Linked DNA regions of Homo sapiens: region 2 is linked to region 1. Evidence: read pairs that join two places in POLR2A ChIA-PET (ENCODE). Cell type or tissue: IMR-90. All regions are shown on one strand.

Region 1 (2,500 bases):
CTGTATCTATATTTCAGGTGAATAGTTTATTGTCCATTACCCTATGAGAATATAATTCTGAAAGGATTAGGCCTTTTTCTGTTTTGTTCACCCATATATCCCAGATGCCTGGAACTTTCTACATATATTTGTTGAATAAATAATTAAATGAAATTAGCCATTTGTTGTTCATTTCTTATTAAGCAGTGCTGATCGATTTTAGAGAGAGAGATGCTTAGGGAATACTTGATAAATTGGATGAAAACCAGTCTCTTGTAAAGCAAGTCAGGCTTTGATCCGGAAAAGCAGACTTTTAAATTTAGTTTATATTTTTATTAAATATATGGATATGCACAGTTTTAAAAGTTAAGTAGTTCTACATTGCTTAAAATGAAAACCAGCATTCCCCTGCCTCACACTCCTTCCTAATTTTAATTTTCGGTCTTCAGGTAAAAGCATTTTCACCTATTTTAGCCATTTTTCCTGGTATTTATTTTCATGTTTCATCTATTTTCCTATACTACTGATTTATATTTAATAGTTTTTGGATATTCTCTGCAGGCTTTCTTATTTGGAAAGTGAAGATTTATTGTGCTTAAAGTATTTCTATTTTCCTATACTACTGATTTATATTTAATAGTTTTTGGATATTCTCTGCAGGCTTTCTTATTTGGAAAGTGAAGATTTATTGTGCTTAAAGTATTTCCTCTCTTCAGCATTTCTTCTTCCCGCTGCACCTTCCTTCTGACCACTATAAATATATCATAGGTTTTGGTTAAATCAATATTCGTATGCACAGATGAACCATGTAATATGCTTTTTGCACAGCTTTTTATTTTCCTTGGAGATAATAAGTGCCTCATTCTTTTCATTTGCTTAGTGTTCTTGGTATCATTAATCTATCCCCTAACTCTCTGCCAGCAGAATAAATCTCCTTTCAATAATTTTAAACACATTTCTCAATTTCTTTTTTCTTTCTTTCTTTTTCCTTTTTGAAATTTTTTTGAAGACATCCCTTTTGGAGCGGTTTGTCCTACTACTCCGATCTGGACGAGTAGCTCCAAGGCCTGCTGTACAATCACCCTGGAATTTCCCATCATTCTTGGAATGTCCTTAGTTGCCATTCCGAGTGCATCATCATCCCATTTCCTGGATCCCATGTCATCTTCTTTCTTGGTTTCCTCACACATCTTAAAGGAGTTCATATTCATTTCCTGAGAAATGATGGTGGGAGGTAAATCTTTTTTAGATCTTTTTTTTTTTTTTCTGAGACACAGTTCCGCTCTTGTTGCCCAGGCTGGAGCACGATGGCATGATCTCGGCTCCCTGCAACCTCTGCCTCCCAGGTTCAAGCGATTCTCCTGCCTCACCCTCCCCAGTAGCTGGGATTATAGGCGCCCGCCACCACGCCAGGCTATTTACATCTTTTATGTGTAAAAATGTCTTTATCTTCACACTTGATTGACATTTTGACAGCATACACAATTCTAAGTTACAAATCATTCTCTTTTGGGGCCAGGCATGGTGGCTCACATTTATTTTAATCCCAGCACTTTGGGAGGCTCAGGCGGGTGGATCACTTGAGGCCAGGAGTTTGAGACCAGCCTGGCCAACATGGTGAAACGCTGTCTCTACAAAAATACAAAAATTTAGCCAGGCATGGTAGCACACACCTGTAGTCCCAGCTACTTGGGAAGCTGAGGCACAAGAATCGCTTGAACTCGGGAGGCGGAGGTTGCAGTGAGCCGGGATTGAGCCACTGCACACCAGCCTGGGTGACAGAGCAAGACTCTGCCCCGCCCCCCCCCAAAAAAAGAAAGAAATCATTCTTTTTCAGAGTTTTTAAGGAATTGCATCATTTTTTGCTAGCTCCTAGAGTTGTTTTGTGAAATTTGATATAAGTTTGATTTGCTGTCTTTTATATAAAATTTGTGAGTTCATGTGTTTTTCTTCTCTCTGGATGCTTTTAGGATTTTATTTTTGTACCCAGTGTTCTGAAATTTTGCAGTGATATGCCTTAGTGTGTGTGTGTGTATGTGTGTGTGTGTGTGTGTGTGTTTAAATTTGGCTTAGTCACTCAGTAGGTTCTTTTAATCTGTAAACGTGTGTCCTTCTGGGGAACTTCCTGGAGTTATTTATTTTATAATTTTTTTCTCTATATTTTTTTCACTTTCTCTTTCTGGAACTTCCACTCTGAAGATGTTGAACCTCCTGGACTGATCTAAACTTTTCATCTTCTCTCTCTTGTTTTTCATTCCTCCAGCTTTACATTCATTTTTTTTTTCTGGGAGATTTTCTCAGTCTCTAATCCAATTCCAATTCTTCCATTGAGTTTTTCATTTCTGCTACAATTGTTTTAATTTCCAGGAGCATTTTCTTTGCTGTTTTTTTTAACAGTTCTTTTTTCTATAGCTTTCTGTTCTTTTTTATGAATGCAGTATCTTCTCTTTTGTCTTTGTGTACTTTAATGAATTTTTTAAAATGCATTTTTTGTTTCCTATTCCTTTATTTTCTCCCTTCT
Region 2 (2,500 bases), 180 kb after region 1:
AGGGCCTCATTTCCATTTTGCAAAATGATTATACTTGGCTTCAGTTTGAGTTTTAGCTTGTCACATTTATTCCAGATTTTTCTCTCCAGTTGGATTCAGGTCCCTAGTATGTTTAGGCTGTTGAGACCCCAATTTCTGAGAAGTCCTTCACTTCTTCCTCACATTTAATGCAGTTCCTGCAATTTTGTACGTACATCTGCCAGATCTGTCTTAGTTCCCATATTGGCCATGTCTACCTTGGGGTCAACACATATGTATCTATAATTTGATAAACATTTTCCTATGTTAAGTCAAGATATCACCTTTGTTTTGGAGTTTATGCAATTATAAAATTTGTCACTTATGTTTGGGTGCCATGCCAAGTGGAATGTTGATACCATAAGATAATTCTAATATTTCAGTATAAAATTTTATGCATAGGTTTTATTTTAAAAAAAAAAAAACAAACCCTAAATTTAGGAAGAAGCAGCCTGTCTTTGAATGGATTGGCTTCGTTCTGTTGGCTATTTGACCTCTTAACAATGTAGACAGTTCTCTCAATGTTTTGCCTCTAGGGTCACTGCTGGCTGAGTATCCTTTATTAACTGCGTGAGGGATCCAGAGGAGCCTGAAAACACGGCTTAATGAAATGTACAGATGATGATAGAGGAAGGCCATGTTCTGTTCTCGGCATGGGCCCGAGCGCAATAGCAAGAGGAAGAACTAATGCTGTTGGCAATAAATAATGAAACAATACGCCTGAATTTGGACCAGAGAAAACTAATGTCCCCCTGGAAAAATGATCTGCAGTGATTCTCAGAGCAGTGATCTTGGAGGGAGAACTAGACCAGAGAGGAAATGTAAGAGCTGGGAATGGAGAATTATACCAGTGTTATTTTCATGTAATTCGTCGCGAGCTTAGCAGCATAAGAATAAGGAAGTTTTAGTCTTTCTTGTTAATTAAAAAATATCATCCTTGTGTAATTGCATAAATACTTGTGTGGTGCTTCACTGCTTCAAACTTGCTTTTTACATTCATCACCACAGCTGATTTTACAAGATACTCTCCCTGCGAGCTCCCAAAGTGTGAGTTATTGAGAGCTGTGCCCAGGGAAGGAGGAGGAGGCTGTTTGGATTGTCCCCTCTTACTAATTAAATCACTTAAGCATGGAATGCTTAAAGGCAGTTTCAAAAACATTAGTCTCAGAAGGGAATGCCTGACTTGTCCCTTGTGGTCCTCCCCTTGGTCTACTCTCCTGTGCCCTTCTGCTTTAGAAGATTGTTCCTCGCCAGGCGCGGTGGCTCACACCTGTAATCCCAGCACTTTGAGAGGCAGAGGAGGGTGGATCACCCGAGGTCAGGAGTTCGAGACCAGCCTGGCCAACATGGTGAAACCCCGTCTCTATTAAAAAAATAAAATAAAACAAATAAAATAAAAATTAGCCAGGTGTGGTGGTGTGCACCTGTAATCCCAGCTACTCAGGAGGCCGAGGCAGGAGACTAGCTTGAACCTGGGAGGTTGGAAGTTGCGGTGAGCCAAGATCGTGCCACTGCACTCCAGCCTGGGCCATAGAGTAAGACTCCATCTCAAAAACAAAAACAATACAAAACAAAAATTTAAAGGCTGGGCACAGTGGCTCACGCCTGTAATTCCAGCACTTTGGGAGGCCGAGGCAGGTAGATGACCTGAGGCCACGAGTTCAAGACCAGCCTGGCCAACATAGTGAAACCCCATCTGTACTAAAAATACAAAAATTAGCCAGGCATGGTGGCGGATGCCTGTAATCCTAGCTGAGGCTGAGGCACGAGAATCGCTTGAACCTGGGAGGCAGAGGTTGCAGTGAGCCACTGCACTCCAGCCTGGGCAATAGAGCAAGACTCAGTCTCAAAAAAACCAGATTGTTCCCAATTGTCAGGTCCCAGCCCAGAATGCCTATAAATGAGCCCTTCCTTGCCTGCTCAACTGTCAGTGCCCTCGTGATCCTGAGGCCATTGTGCCATTTTTGGGGGCCTTGGTTTCCTCATCAATGAAGTGAATAGCTTGGGAGGACTCCAACACTGAGACTGTGGAGATCCCTACAGCCCTTTCTGCCTAGAGCAGAAAATTCAATGCTTAGTTATTTGTTCTCTTGTTTTGAACCTTAAAGCTTTTGCAGGTTGGTCTTGGCTTCTCAGCAATATTTTAATTCTTAAGGACATCTGTGTTGGATTTTGTTTGAATCTACAGGATACAGCAGCCCAGTGCTAAATACAGAGTAGATACTAAATGAATGGTTGACTTTTCTAGGTTTTTGGCATCTTACATTTCCTATTATCTTCTTACTCTAAGATGGCATCCAAACCACCAGTACTTCGCTTTTAAGGGTCCTAATTCTAGTCAGTTTGTCAGACCCCAAATTTCTACCTCCCTGATGCAGAGCTGCCACCTAGTGGGAAAAGGTGGCAACTCTAAGCTATTTAGTGCCCAGTGCTTCTTAAGTTGGTGTTATTTGGTTTAATTCAAGAAGCCAAGAAGTAGGCA

What was found. ChIA-PET counts read pairs that join two places held together with the same protein. Peaks named below come from ENCODE experiments on the same cell type or tissue, not always from the same donor. Only the 100,000 strongest peaks of a DNase experiment are listed, where the experiment ranks them.
Region 2: POLR2A ChIA-PET joins it to region 1 with 5 read pairs; 6 of 35 experiments call an interaction of 5 or more read pairs at or near these places.

Annotation. Positions count from the first base shown.
Region 1 is chr18:59,813,693-59,816,192 of GRCh38, reverse strand. No RefSeq gene overlaps it. Among named protein-coding and RNA genes, the nearest start is that of PMAIP1, 85 kb to the left of the region's middle. In IMR-90, no CTCF peak of the experiment used is centred here; a DNase peak (open chromatin) is centred at 1,102; H3K27ac peaks cover 551 bases.
Region 2 is chr18:59,631,675-59,634,174 of GRCh38, reverse strand. The region is part of intron 2 of CCBE1 (collagen and calcium binding EGF domains 1); the gene reads left to right. Among named protein-coding and RNA genes, the nearest start is that of CCBE1, 64 kb to the left of the region's middle. In IMR-90, a CTCF peak has its summit at 2,410 (motif pointing left); no DNase peak of the experiment used is centred here.